2 separate regions of the Homo sapiens genome follow, and region 1 is linked to region 2. A link is a loop called in an ENCODE intact Hi-C map of the cell type or tissue named here. Cell type or tissue: heart left ventricle. All regions are shown on one strand. Links, peaks and the distances in the headings refer to the core of each region. The heading gives the core; the rest is flanking DNA. Region 1 overlaps PIP4K2A (phosphatidylinositol-5-phosphate 4-kinase type 2 alpha). Region 2 holds the start of LOC105376451 (a long non-coding RNA gene).

Region 1 (7,530 bases), core at 1,681-5,680, 250 kb after region 2:
AGTGGTGAAATTATATCTCACTGCAGTCTCAAATTCCTGGGGTCAAGCAATCCCCCTTCCTGAGCCTTCTGAATAGCTGGGACTACGGGTGCAGGTTACCATGCCCAGCTGATTTTTTAAAAAACTTTTTGTAAAGACAGGGGTCTCACTATGTTCCCCAGGCTGGCCTCAAACTCCTGGCCTCAAGAAATCCTCCCACCTCAGTCTCCCAAAGTGCTGGGATTACAAATGAGTGGTGTAAGCCACCATGCCAGGCCAATTATGAAATTTCTTCAGGGGGCCATTGTCCTTATGTGAAGCTGATGTTAATTTTTCTCATAACAGTGTTTAGAAGCTGACTTTCAGGGAATTTCCTCTAAGCAAATTTAGAATGTGGCATTTATATAAAACAGGCCTTTTAGGGGGGTGAGGGAGTGGCCCTCCTTTCCTCAGCAGTAGCTGAGAGGGAACCTTGCTCCGCTGCCTCTTCCTAACTCACTCTCCCGCCATTGTGCTTTTCCCTCACTGCTCCCCCTGCCTGGCCCGTTCCTTCCCCACCTCTTGTTCTTTGAGGAATGGCTGCAGTGTGTGGCCAGGATTTAAAGAGGTCACATAGTCCAAGCGTGCCTGTGACAAAGGAGACAGACAGACATCCGTCTGGCCCCCTGTGTCTCCTGGATCTTTCTGCGGGTTGTACCTGGTTCTAGGAAGCACACCTGTGCTTTTGGTAGGCAGTGAACTCTGAACCCTTCTTTGGCTACCTGTGGAACTCAGTGGTGGCAGATGCAAGTCTGATTGACTCTCTCTGAGCTTTATTCCACGCTGTGACTGTTTCAGAGAAAACATGCCGAGCCATTTCAAGTTTAAGGAATACTGCCCGATGGTCTTCCGTAACCTGCGGGAGAGGTTTGGAATTGATGATCAAGATTTCCAGGTGAGTTGCGTTTGTAACATTTGCTTCCAGTAGGAAATGGGTTTTGCCATGACTTTTGCTGTGTCAATTGGGATCTGTATTTTTGTCAATAAAAGTATTATATAATAGTAATTTTCATTTTGTGTAAGAAGTTTTTAATGTTCATGCTGAAGTAAAGTGTTCTCTTGATTGGGGACCTCTATACATATGATACCGGTATAAAAGTCAGTAGGAAAATATATTACTTTTCTTTGGAAGGAGACTGAGCATGTGAGGGTTTTATATAATACTCTCATTTCCAGGTGGAAATTAACAGGCTAGCAGAGCTGCCTGTTAATTTCTGCTGTCAGACATGTCAGTAGCCTGTGTGAGTGTGCATGTTTTGTATCTTCGTAGAGGCTACTTAGGACTCTCAGGAATCTTTATCTTGCTGATTTGCTGCTTTTCAAGTTGGTCAGACTCTTGCTGCAGCATTTTTGTCAAAGGGCACCCTTTGTGCACTGCAGTGCTGGACTGTGGAGTGACCATAGCACTGTGGTCAGCACCAGGAACCCAACATCCTGGGCGTGTCCTGTGGTACATCTTCCTCTTCATCTTGATTCCCACCACGTAAAAATGTGCACTGCTGCTCTCCTCCCCACACTGGCCTGGTCCTTCATTCTAACTTTTAAACATCTGTTTTAACTCTTTAAATAACTGTTGAGCCATGATCATTTTTTTCTGAGAAAGGATTTGACATTGGTTACCCAAGTTTCATATAGCGAGCCAGATTCGTAAATGCTAAGGATTTTTTTTAAAAGTGGAAATCCAAGGGACAGGTTGAGTATCCCAATCAGAAAATCTGAAATCCAAAATGCTTCCAAATCGAATATTTTCTGATCATCAACGTGATGCCACAAGTGGAAAATTCCACAGTTAAGTGCTCAACACAGCCTTTGTTTCATGTACACAATTATTTAAAATATTGTATAAAATTACCTTTAGGCTATGTGTATAAGGTGTATATGAAATAGATAAATTTCGTGTTTAGACTTGGGTCCCATCCCCAAGATATCTCATTATCTTTGCAAATATTCTGAAATCTGAAAAAATCTGAAATACGACTGGCTGCAGGCATTTCAAATAAAGGATGCTCAGCATATACTGACTTAAGTCCCTTCAAATCTAGTCCTAATCTGCCCTCAATTTAAGATCTGAATTTATCCTGCATTAAGTGACATATTGCCACCCTGGGTGACTACAGATTGAGTACTGATACAGCTTACCCTGTATTTTCCTCTGAAGAATAGGGTCCCTCAGGCAAACTGAGATAGTTAGCACACTTTCCTAAAGATCTGTGCTCCCACTGCCCTCTCTGTACCATTGCCAAAAATTTCCAGGAATTTTTCATATGTTTACTCAGGCATGAGAGAGGCTGCCATGTTTGGAGAAAGCAGCGCTGACCAGGCTGCCGGTGACATTGTCTCATGATGGCCTGGGGTTGTGGTTTACATGGAGGTCCAGACCCTGAGCTGAGGCTCTGTGTACACAGAAGAGCTGAGGGCTGGCTAGTGGGACAGGAAGGATGTGGTTGCTCATCTGCTATTAAAACTGCGTGGGAGCCAACACTCCTGTTAGGGCGTTTCTTTTTTTTTCTTGATACAAGGTCTTGCTCTGTTGCCCAGGCTGGAGTACAGTGGTGTGATCATAGCTCACTGCAGCCTCAAACTGCTGGGCTCAAGTGATCCTCCGACCTCAGCGTCCAGAGTAGCTAGGACTACAGGTGTGCACCACCATGCCCAGCTAATTTTTTTTTTTTTTTTGGTAGAGATTGGGGTCTCACTATGTTACCCAGGCTGGTCTCAAACTCCTGGCCTCAAGCCGTCCTCCCAGAGCATGAGCCAGTGCACCTGGCCTTGGGGCTTAATTTTTAAGAGAGAACTTAGATCACAATTATGGACTTGAAATTTACTGCTGTAAAAATAATTAACTTTAACAGAAAATTATTAGAATAGTAAAAAGCATTTCTCTGAAGTTAAAATTAATAATTCTGTATCACTTTAGAACCATTACTAAATTTAAAGAGGCCACCTGAAAATGAACTAGGTGCTTTTTTTTTTTTTTTAAAGGAATTAACAGCAGATAGCTTCAGTGTCTTAAGAAAATCTCCTCTGCCTTAAGAAAAGCTGAACACCAGTGTGTTCCTCCTTCTCTCCACGTCCTTTTTTTGTTTGGCTGGGTTTTGTTTTAATAAAACAATTCCACTGGCATTTCACAGAAACTGACTTTTGAGGGCCCATGCATCTATCTTATCTTGTTAGATTCCTCAATTCATTATTGAAATGAAGTCTTTCTATTTCTTGTCATAATCAATTCTGTCAAATGAGATCCAAAATGAACCCATTATGGTCTGAGTTCTGCACTGCAGCAGAGAAAAGTAGTTTTTAAAATTTCCTCAAATGACCAATTTAGTTGCTGAAATGCAAAGACATGAACTGGTTTTCCTTCCCTTTTTTTCGCCCTACAAAGAAAACTACGTAAGTTGATATTGAAGTCAGTACAAATTGCTGAGTACAAACTTTGAAAGAAAATTAGGCAAGTGGAGGATGATTCACAAGTAACTAATTGGCAAGTCCGTTAAACTCTTCACATGAGAGCTCCCTGTTGGGGAGAGTGGTGTGAGTGTGATTAATCATTCGAACACTCCTCCTTTCCTTAGCTCTGCCTGCTGCTTTCTCTTTGGCAACTGTATTTCTATTAAAAAAAGAAAAAAAAGAAAGAAAAAGTGTGTATTCAGAGTCACTTCAGTACTGCAGAGGTATACTCTTCTTCCCTCCTCAGTCGTATATTTCTTTCCCAGTGTCTGTACCTCTTAAAATTCTTCAGTAGGGTCAGGGACCCTGAGTTCCAGCTGAAAACAGGATCGTAAATCTGGGGCTGTATCCCAGTCTTTTGGCTACTTGGTTTGGAAGAAAGGAGGGTCGTTGTGACAGCTCTGGCTCCAGGGTCACCTCGCAGGCCCCTGTATACTGCAGGGATTCAGGCGGCAGGCGGGCAGGGGCCAGGACCTGGGGCTTCAGCTGCCTGGCACATTGTTACTGCCCAGACAGTTCAATCCTCATGCCCAGTTCAAGTAACAGGTATCATTTGGCACATGTGGCGCCAAATGACTAAAAGCAACCTTGTTTTCCTCTCCTGGAGCTTGCCAATGTGCCTTTGCTGAGTAGAGTCTCCCACCGGCCGCCTCTGTCACTCCTGGGTACTGGCTGCTGAAGACTGCGTATATCGGAAAAAAACCAACTCTCTTTCTGAGCTTATCAATGTGAGCTGCTTTTTGAATACTCTTTCCCAACTGACTTGGAAAGTAGGATCAGTGACCTAGGCTCTCATAGTGTTTTGGAGGACACTGGATAGCTGAAGGGGAACAGGCATTGCCTGCTGTGTTTATTTTTCCAAACTGCTTGCATTTTGGACAAGCGGCTCTAAATCAATGTGGTGGTTAGGGGCTCCATCGTCTGGTTTATCTCGTATTCAGACCTTTCCATTCAGCCAAGTGGGTAAATGGTCCCGACTTGTCTTGTTTGTGTGACCACCTTTTTGCTACACCTGAAAAAAGTAGGTATTGGTCTGTGGAGACCACTCTGATTAAAGCAGAGCATGGTTAAGTAGTAACCTATGCAGTTGACCCCTACTGGTGAATTTAAACTTCTTAAAAAGTTTTTAAGATAAATGAAAAGGATAATGAAATGAAAAATGAAAACATTCCTGCTTTCTCAGTAAACATTTGTATCTTTCCTCTGGTTTTGATTTCTGGAATATCTTTTAAAAATGACTTTTCCTTGTTGTTAAAGACAAATTCAAAGAACAATTCTAGAATATCCATTGTTAATAACAGTACCACAGTACCATGTAACATACATATGTAAACCTCTGTGTGTGTGTGTGTGTGTGTGTGTGTGCGTGCGCGCGTGTGTGCTCGCGCATGTGTGTAACCAGTGCTTCTAGATTCAGAACTTTTTCCAATTCATTAGGGCATTTTTAAATTGCATGATAGGTTTGTAATATGCTCAGGGTTGAATCAGTGTGTCATCAAGGTTCTGATCATTGTTTGGCCAGCATGATATCCATCGTCATACTTTAAAGGTGTGTTTCAGGATGAATGCTGCCTGGGAGGCCTGTTCTGTGACTATAGCCGCAGTCCTGTGTCTACCATTACCACTGCCCCCTTAAGCCCTGATCACCCTGAGGTCTGGGATTTCATGCATAATTATCCAGTCAAAGTATTTGTTTGTACCTACCACATGTCAGGCTCTGTGCTAGCCGTTTTAGGGAATGCAGAGAGAAGAAAGGGTGAAGCATCACTTTCTTTAAAAACTATTGCATACCAGATTCTGTATTAGATGCTAACGAGATTTACAGAAACCCAGCATCTTGATTTGTAATGTTCTTCATGAAAATCTGCACCCCTCTTTCCAGTCTCTTATACTCATTTGATCGTCTCTTATGTTTATACCCAGAGAGACTGGAAAGAGGGGTGCAGATTTTCATGAAGAACATTAAACAGCCCTGGGAAGTCAAACGGAGGCTTCAGTTACATTTAGTAGCTGCCAGAGAGGGTTGCCTCCCAGAAACCAAAAAGTTATGCAGGAGGGAGCTGATGCTGTTAAACCTAAATAGACCACACATTTGAAAGTGAGGCCTCTTGTTCACTGTGGAGGATAATACCAGGTTTGCTTTTCCCCTACTGTGACTCCTGAATTAGAATCCCTCATTATTGACATCTGATGCCCTTTCTTCTTTGTGTTTGTAACAGAGAATTCTAATTTTAAAATAATTAATTTTAAGAGCTAACATTTTAAACTTTTGATATTCTTATTTCAAGTTTAGAAATAAAATTCTAAAGTGTTAAGACCTTCAGTGTATACTAAACTTGAAGTGGGGCAGCAGGAATTCTGCCTTTATCTCTAGAATATCAAGTCTATCCTCTGAAACTTTCACTTGTAGATTTCTCACTTTTGACTTTAAACTGCCTGAGGGCAGGAGCAGTGTTTGTGTTTGCTGGCTGCCTGTCACCCGTTGAGCACAATGCTGGGCTCAGCAGGCACTTAAGAAATATTTGCAGTCAGGACAGTGGCCACACCTGTAATCCCAGCTACTCAGGTGGCCAGTGCAGGAGGATCTCTTGAGCCCAGGAGTTCGAGACCAGCCTGGGCAACACAGTGAGACACCATCTCTAAAAACATGAAAAATAAATAAGTAAATAAGAAATACTTGTGAAAGAGAGTGAGGGCTAATGGGGACTTTGAAGAGAAGTGAACTCTCTGGGCCCAAGCGGAAGGCAGGAGAGCCCATGAAATGTGAAGGTATTTGGATGGTGGCAGAATAGTGGGAGATAAAGATGTTAAAATAGCAAGAAACACAAAGACACCAGGGACACTGGGCCGATTCTGCTGCCAGCGAGCAGCCCTGTGGGTTTTGCTCAGGGGAATGGCAATGTCATGACATCTGTATTTTCTTTTCTTTTCTTTTTTCTTTTTCTTTCTTTCTTTTCTTTTCTTTTCTTTTTTTTTTTTTATAGACAGAGTTTCACTCTGTTGCCCAGGCTGGAGTACAGTGGCACAATCTTGGCTCACTGCAGCCTCCCAACTCCTGGGCTCAATCGATCCTGCCACTTCAGCCCCCTGAGTACCTGGGACTACAGGTATGTGCCACTATGCCCAGCTAAGTTTTGTAATTTTTGAAGACACAGGGTTTTGCCATGTTGCCCAGGCTGGTCTCGAACTCCTGGGCTCAAGCGATCCACCCACCTTAGCCTCCCAAAGTACTGGGATTACAGATGTGAGCCACTGCACCCACCCGAGGTCTGTATTTTCTAAAGATAACTGCATTGTAATTTATAGAATGCATAGAAGGGAGATAAGGAAATCAGGAGGCCATGAAATCCCAGTGAGCCAAGCCTCCGTCACCCACCATGTAAAGCACGGAGCAGCTTGAAAAGACATTGAGAGAAGTAAACCCACAGGTTCAGTGGCCAGTGGCAAAGGACAAGAGCCACAGAGGCACTGGGACCTGAAAGCTAAGAGAGCAGGGATGCGGGTCACAGAGGGAGGGATGTTTGGGGCTACAGGTGGATAGAAAGGAAGATGGAGTTGAGTTTTTGACCTGTTGACTTACCGTAGTGGTAGGATACCTGGTGAGGCTTGTGGCCTGCATTGGGCATTCTGGGTCACAACTCTGAATGAGGTTGGAGCAGAGGTCCAGCTGTGGTGAGGATTGGCACAGTCGTGCTTGTGGGACTCCTCCTTGGTCCAACTCTAATGCTCAACCTACACCATCACCCCTGTGCTTGCTCCTCTAATGCCTAAGCACTGTCATTCCTTTATCACTAGTAGTTGCCTGTTGGGTTTGCTCCATTTGTCCTCACAGGTTAGCTGCCCTGGAAGGAAACTCCACCCTGCTCAGAGACGCACTGAGGCTGAGACCCAAGGGAGGCCCCTCTCTGATTGGACAGCCTCTTGATAGACTGGGGGAAGCTCCCTCACAGCCCATCAGGGTCAGCAGGCATTTCTTGCACTGTTTCAAGTCCTGTTTATGAACTGAGCAAATTACTGTTCCTACCACCACCTGCCCCCACCTGGGACCCCAGGCTTCCTGTTAGC
Region 2 (7,530 bases), core at 2,307-6,306:
GCAATGCAAGCTCTTTTTTGGTTCCATATGAACTTTAAAGTAGTTTTTTCCAATTCTGTGAAGAAAATCATTGGTAGCTTGATGGGGATGGCATTGAATCTATAAATTACCTTGGGCAGTATGGCCATTTTCACCATATTGATTCTTCCTACCCATGAGCATGGAATGTTCTTCCATTTGTTTGTATCCTCTTTTATTTCATTGAGCAGTGGTTTGTAGTTCTCCTTGAAGAGGTCCTTCACATCCCTTGTAAGTTGGATTCCTAGGTATTTTATTCTCTTTGAAGCAATTGTGAATGGGAGTTCACTCATGATTTGGCTCTCTGTTTGTCTGTTATTGGTGTATAAGAATGCTTGTGATTTTCGTACATTGATTTTGTATCCTGAGACTTTGCTGAAGTTGCTTATCAGCTTAAGGAGATTTTGGGCTGAGACAATGGGGTTTTCTAGATACACTGTCATGTCATCTGCAAACAGGGACAATTTGACTTCCTCTTTTCCTAATCGAATACCCTTTATTTCCTTCTCATGCCTAATTGCCCTGGCCAGAACTTCCAACACTATGTTGAATAGGAGTGGTGAGAGAGGGCATCCCTGTCTTGTGCCAGTTTTCAAAGGGAATGCTTCCAGTTTTTGCCCATTCAGTATGATATTGGCTGTGGGTTTGCCACAGATAGCTCTTATTATTTTGAGATACGTTCCATCAATACCTAATTTATTGAGAGTTTTTAGCATGAAGAGTTGTTGAATTTTGTCAAAGGCCTTTTCGGCATCTATTGAGATAATCATGTGTTTTTTGTCTTTGGTTCTGTTTATATGCTGGATTACATTTATTGATTTGTGTATGTTGAACCAGCCTTGCATCCCAAGGATGAAGCCAACTTGATCATGGTGGATAAGCTTTTTGATATGCTGCTGGATTCGGTTTGCCAGTATTTTATTGAGGATTTTTGCATCAGTGTTCATCAAGGATATTGGTCTAAAATTCTCTTTTTTGGTGCTGTCGCTGCCAGGCTTTGGTATCAGGATGATGCTGGCCTCATAAAATGAGTTAGGGAGGATTCCCTCTTTTTCTATTGATTGGAATAGTTTCAGAAGGAATGGTACCAGCTCCTCCTTATACCTCTGGTAGAATTCGGCTGTGAATCCATCTGGTCCTGGATTTTTTTTGGTTGGCAGGCTATTAATTATTGCCTCAATTTCAGATCCTGTTATTGGTCTATTCAGAGATTCAACTTCTTCCTGGTTTAGTCTTGGGAGAGTCTATGTGTCGAGGAATTTATCCATTTCTTCTAGATTTTCTAGTTTATTTGCGTAGAGGTGTTTGTAGTATTCTCTGATGGTAGTTTGTATTTCTGTGGGATCGGTGGTGATATCCCCTTTATCATTTTTTATTGCATCTATTTGATTCTTCTCTCTTTTCTTCTTTATTAGTCTTGCTAGCGGTCTATCAATTTTGCTGATCTTTTCAAAAAACCAGCTCCTGGATTCATTAATTTTTTGTAGGGTTTCTTGTGTCTTTATTTCCTTCAGTTCTGCTCTGATCTTAGTTATTTCTTGCCTTCTGCTAGCTTTTGAATGTGTTTGCTCTTGCTTCTCTAGTTCTTTTAATTGTGACGTTAGGGTGTCAATTTTTGATCTTTCCTGCTTTCTCTTGTGGGCATTTAGTGCTATAAATTTCCCTCTACACACTGCTTTGAATGTGTCCCAGAGATTCTGGTATGTTTTGTCTTTGTTCTCATTGGTTTCAAAGAACATCTTTATTTCTGCCTTCATTTCGTTATGTACCCAGTAGTCATTCAGGAGCAGGTTGTTCAGTTTCCATGTAGTTGAGTGGTTTTGAGTGAGTTTCTTAGTCCTGAGTTCTAGTTTGATTGCACTGTGGTCTGAGAGACAGTTTGTTATAATTTGTGTTCTTTTACATTTGCTGAGGAGTGCTTTACTTCCAACTATGTGGTCAATTTTGGAATAGGTGTGGTGTGGTGCTGAAAAGAATGTATATTCTGTTGATTTGGGGTGGAGAGTTCTGTAGATGTCTATTAGGTCCGCTTGGTGCAGAGCTGAGTTCAATTCCTGGATATCCTTGTTAACTTTCTGTCTCGTTGATCTGTCTAATGTTGACAGTGGGGTGTTAAAGTCTACCATTATTATTGTGTGGGAGTCTAAGTCTCTTTGTAGGTCACTCAGGACTTGCTTTATGAATCTGGGTGCTCCTGTATTGGGTGCATATATATTTAGGATAGTTAGCTCTTCTTGTTGAATTGATCCCTTTACCATTATGTAATGGCCTTCTTTGCCTCTTTTGATCTTTGTTGGTTTAAAGTCTGTTTTATCAGAGACTAGGATTGCAACCCCTGCCTTTTTTTGTTTTCCATTTGCTTGGTAGATCTTCCTCCATCCCTTTATTTTGAGCCTATGTGTGTCTCTGCACGTGAGATGGGATTCCTGAATACAGCGCACTGATGGGTCTTGACTCTTTATCCAATTTGCCAGTCTGTGTCTCTAGATTTCAAATTGGTTATTTTTCATCTTATTATTATTTAAATCAATTAAAGTTTTGAATTAGAAGAGAATTCGATTAAAATTAAATTACTTTGCCAAAACAGTAAATCAACTTGGGACTAAACTTTCTTAAATTGCATGTGTTCTTTCATTGTTCACTCAGTCAACTTTTTTTTTTTTTTTTTTTTTTTTTTCAGATGGAGCCTGGCTCTGTCGCCCAGGCTGGAGTGCAGTGGTGCAATCTCAGCTCACTGCAACCTCCACCTCCTGGTTTCAAGCGAGTCTTCTGTCTCAGCCTCTCCAGTAGCTAGGATTACAAGTGTATGCCCCCACGCCCAGCTAGTTTCTGTATTTTTAGTAGAGGGGGGTTTTCACCATGTTGGCCAGACTGGCCTCAAACTGCTGACCTCAAATGATATGCCCACCCCACCTTCCCAAAGTGCTGGCATTGCAGGCATGAGCCACTGCACCCAGCCAAATTTTTTCTTTTCTTTTTTTTTTTTTTTTGAGACAAGGTCTCACTCTGTTACTCAGGCTGGAGTTCAGTGGCACAATCATAGCTCACTGCAGCCTCCTCCTCCTAGGCTCAAGTGATCCTCCCACCTCAGACTCCCACACAGTGGGGACTACAGGTGTGTACCAAGCTTGGCTCATTTTTTTTTTTTTTTTTTCCTTCAAAAAACAATGTCCTACTCTCTTGCCCAAGCTGGTCTGGCTCTCCTGGGCCCAGGCGATTCTCCTGCCTGGCCTCCCAAAGCATTGAGATGAGATGGCACACATGAGCCGCTGTGACCAATCTTTATTGAGCACTGACTGTTTTAAGACATTAGGTAAAATACTGTGAGTGAAATAGAGATAGATTAGCAACCATCAGGAACTTCCCTCTGCAGGTTTGTAGTTTCATAGAGAAAACAAGATTTAGATGCAAATGCTTGTAACAACATTTACAGAGAAATCATGTAGACCAGAGGAAAGGAAGAAAGATGAAGCATCAGCCATTGGAACTTGGACAGGAAGGGATTAGTCCTGGCTTGAGGGAGGATTTGTAGCTGCCTCTGTGCATCCTTTCCTGCATTTTCTGACTTTGCGTTCATTCTTTCTTTCACTATTTAATGATACTCTTACCCTCTGGAATGGTTGAGTTAAAAATTACGACCAGGCAGGTGCAATGGTGCTCCTGTAGTACCAGCTACTCCAAAGGCTGGGGCAGGAGAATTGCTGGAGGCCACAAGTTCAAGACCAGCCTGGGCAACATAGCGAGACCCTGTCTTGACACCAAATTTAAAAATTTGCTGGACATGGCAGCACATGCCTGCAGTCCCAGCTGTTTGGGAGGCTGAGGCGGGAGGATCACCTGGGCCAAGGAGTTCAAGGCAGCAGTGACCTGTGATCATTCCACTGCACTCCAACCTGGGCAACAGAACAAGGTCCTGTCTATTTAAAAAAAAAAAAAAGGATAGACATTTCACCGGCTCTTGCAGTACAAAACAGACATAGTCTCTGGGATATATAATATATAAAAGAACCAAAAAAATAATAATAGTACGGGTGCTGATTTTGGATCTAAAAGATTAAGTTCTTGTTGTCTGTGTGTTAATTTAGAAATAGTCCTCCTCAACATTAACATCTACAGACGTTTGACCTAAGGTTTGAAATATTAGGGAATTTATTCTCTTTTTTTTTTTCCTCTGTTGCCCAGGCTGGAGTGCAGTGGCATGATCTCAGCTCACTGCAACCTCTGCCTCCTGGGTTCAAGCAATTTTCCTGCCTCAGCCTCCCAAGTAGTTGGGACTATAGGCACACACCACCATGCCCAGCTAATTTTTGTATTTTTAGTACGGACGAGGGTTCACTATGTTGGCCAGGCTGGTCTTGAACTCCTGACCTGAAGTGAATCAGCCACCTTGGCCTCCCAAAGTGCTGGGATTATAGGTGTGAGCCACTGCACCCAGCTGATTCTCTTAACTGATAAAGGCCAAAAGGAACAAGGATCGACACTGACCAAGGCCTGACCTCCACAGAAGTGCTCCCAGCACAGGGAGGCCGCAGGAGTAGCAGAGAAAAATTCAGGCTGAAATGTTTGCAAACAGACATCCCCAAACACAGCGTTGGCATGAAGGAAACTCAGAGCACATTAGTCACTGCTTCAATGGAGGAGTGGGAAGACCAGCCTCAGCCCGCTGGTGAAGAGCAAAGTTTAAAATAACCCTACTAAATTAGAACAGTGGTCAGGATGCTTTTTAAAGTTTGCTGAAGATAAATGCAGGGTAGGAGTCCCTCCAGGAGAGGGAAGTGAAGTATACAAATAGAAGATAAGATGTGACTGGCTACAGGGAAGGATGTCTTAAAACGAGCCAGCAATGAAAATAGATAAGCTGGAGTCAGTCATAACAGCAGCTTTTTAAAGACTGAACAGTGCCAGGATGTAAAACCAAGTCCCCAGAGGAACCATGAGATCACCCTCCCATTATACATGGTACTAGTCAAACTTTTCTAGGAGCAGGGTGTCCATTCCTGAGTTCTAGAATTAAGGGGCATGGAGAACTTGGAGAACATTCTATCCCTAAAGTCAACCAGGATTAGAAAATGGGACTTCTGCAAAAAAGTAAGGGCTCGAGATTGTTCATTATGAAGAGAAAGCCAAGAGTTGATTAAATTGGCATCTTTAATTGGCAAGATTGTGTATGTGTGTAAATATGTGTGTATGTATGTATATATGTGTATTTAAATTCAGCTATTTTTTTCACCAGGGTACAATCTTTTTAGCTATAATATAAATATTTGGGGTTACATGTTAAGAGAATTGTCTAAAAATAGAGTTCAAACCCCAGTTTGAACAAACTCTGCTCTAAATTGAAAGCCATTTGCTTAGGGGTCAGAGGCCTCCTGGAGGGCCTGATCTTCTTGGTCTGATTTGACTTTATATTGGTAGGGATTACTGCCTAACGATTTATTTTTCTTCATTCCATTATTATTTTTCAGGCATCTTTCTTCTTCCTGGTCTACAGTTTGTTATAGTGTCCTCCCTTATCTACAGCTTTACTTTTTGTGGTTTCAGTTACCCGAGGTCAACCACAGTCCAAAAATATTAAACAGAAAATTCCAGAAAGAAACAAATTATAAGTTTTAAACTGGGTAGCATTCTGAGAAGGGTGATAAAATCTTGAATTGTCCCGCCCCATCCCACCTGGGACATGAATCATCCCTTTGTCCAGTGGATCCACATTGTACTACCCACCCATTAGTCATCAATAGCATCTGCTCCTGACATTCAGTCACTGCCATCAATTATGGTTCGATGATCCAGGTTCACCTGAAGCAGATGGTCCTCCTAATCGTCAGAAAGTCAATAGTAGCCCAACCCTACGTCACAATGTCTGTATCATTTACCTCACTGCATCTCATCACAAAGGCATTGTGGTATCCCACATCATCACAAGAAGGGTGAGCACAGAACAGTAAAATATTTGGAGAGAGAGACCACATTCCCACAACTTTTACTGCAGTATATTTTTAGAATCATTCTATCTTATTATGAGTTACTGTTATTAATCTCTTACTGTGCCTACTTTATCAATTAAACTGTATCATAGGTATGTAGGTATAGGAAAAAACAATATCTATAGGATCTGGTACCATCCATGGTTTCAGGCATCCAATGGGGGTCTTGGAACACATCTCATGAGGATAAGAGGGGACTACCATATTCTCCTGTCTGTGTTTGTAACAAGAATGCTGCACTTCTAGGCACCGAGTTGCCTCCCAACCCCTTCCCCTCTGCCATCAGAGAAACTCTCCCACCTCCTCTGCTCTTCCTGAGCTTCCTTCATGCATCTTGCGTCAGCCGAAAGCTGTCTCTTCTCAGAAGACACTCCTTCCAATTGCCCGGGAATGCCTTTCTCTCTCACATGCACCCTATTATGGAGGTGGGCTGCCATCGTCTTTGCTCCTTGTTCCACTTGCATCCACTACTATTGTTCCCTCTTGCAAAAATTCTTGCTTTTTTGGACTTCGTGGTTTTCAGCTCAACCACTCCTTCCTGTTATTTTCTTCTAGCCAATTCCTGGTCACTCCCTTCCCAGCCATTTGTCAAAGTCTTAGCATGTGGACTCAAAGTCCCACCATCCTGCCCAATAAATTCAACAAACACATGGCGTTCCGCTGTACCAAATGGCCTCTGATTCCTCAAGTTCTCATCTGCAATAGCTCTTCCACTCCACTCAAATCATCCATCCTAGTGCACACACATTGGGTCTTCCTGTCACTCCCCAGTCCCCCACTTGCAGAGTCACTGAAGCAAATGTCCTCTGAGCATCACTACTTCCCCTTGCCCTGGCTGACTCAGCTCCTTCCACTGAGGCCATTCCTCAGCCCCATCAGGATTTCAGGCTTGCAGCTCCATCCTCAGTCTCTCAGTGCCTTGACCTTGTCCCGTCTGCACATCCTCCTCATCTGGCAGATGCCAAGGGTTCAGCAAGTTGATAGCCCTTTTGCCAATACTCTATATTCCCTTGCCCTTTGAGCTTTTTTTGTTTGTTTCCCTCTTCTGGCAAACTCTCACCCCTAATGAATCCAGCTATTTGCATTCCAACCCCCAGCAGCTGAACTCTTCTGAAGAAAGGCACGCAATGGAGCAGACTGGCTTTATTGTAAATGCATAAAAATGAATCTCAGGGCCGAGTGCGGTGGCTTATGCCTGTAATCCCAGAACTTTGAGAGGCTGAGGTGGGCTGATCACTTGAGGTCAGGAGTTTGAGACCAGCCTGGCCAACATGGTGAAACCCTGTCTCTATTAAAAATACAAAAATTAGATGGGCATGCTGGTGCAGCATGCCTGTAATCCCAGCTACTCAGGAGGCTGAGGCAGGAGAATCGCTTGAACTTGGGAGGCATTAGTTGCAGTGAGCCCAGATTGCACTACTGCACTCCAGCCTGGGCAACAGAGTGAGACCCTGTCTCAAAAAAAAAAAAAAAAATGAATCTCAGATGGACCCTCTTACTACATATTTTGATTAACTCACTCTCCTAC

The links. Peaks named below come from ENCODE experiments on the same cell type or tissue, not always from the same donor. Only the 100,000 strongest peaks of a DNase experiment are listed, where the experiment ranks them.
Region 1: a loop joins it to region 2, with 2.5 times the contacts of the local background. A loop is called at or near these places in 7 of 110 quality-filtered maps.

The regions. Positions count from the first base shown.
Region 1 is chr10:22,601,310-22,608,839 of GRCh38, reverse strand. PIP4K2A (phosphatidylinositol-5-phosphate 4-kinase type 2 alpha) reads left to right here. Exons shown (of 10, transcript NM_005028.5): 3 at 817-913. Among named protein-coding and RNA genes, the nearest start is that of PIP4K2A, 110 kb to the left of the region's middle. RefSeq lists enhancers at 3,598-3,747, 7,205-7,364. In heart left ventricle, for the core only: no CTCF peak of the experiment used is centred there; no DNase peak of the experiment used is centred there.
Region 2 is chr10:22,852,428-22,859,957 of GRCh38, reverse strand. It overlaps LOC105376451 (a long non-coding RNA gene), which reads right to left and starts at 5,858. Exons shown (of 3, transcript XR_930749.3): 1 at 5,740-5,858. In heart left ventricle, for the core only: a CTCF peak has its summit at 4,781 (motif pointing right); no DNase peak of the experiment used is centred there; H3K27ac peaks cover 1,369 bases.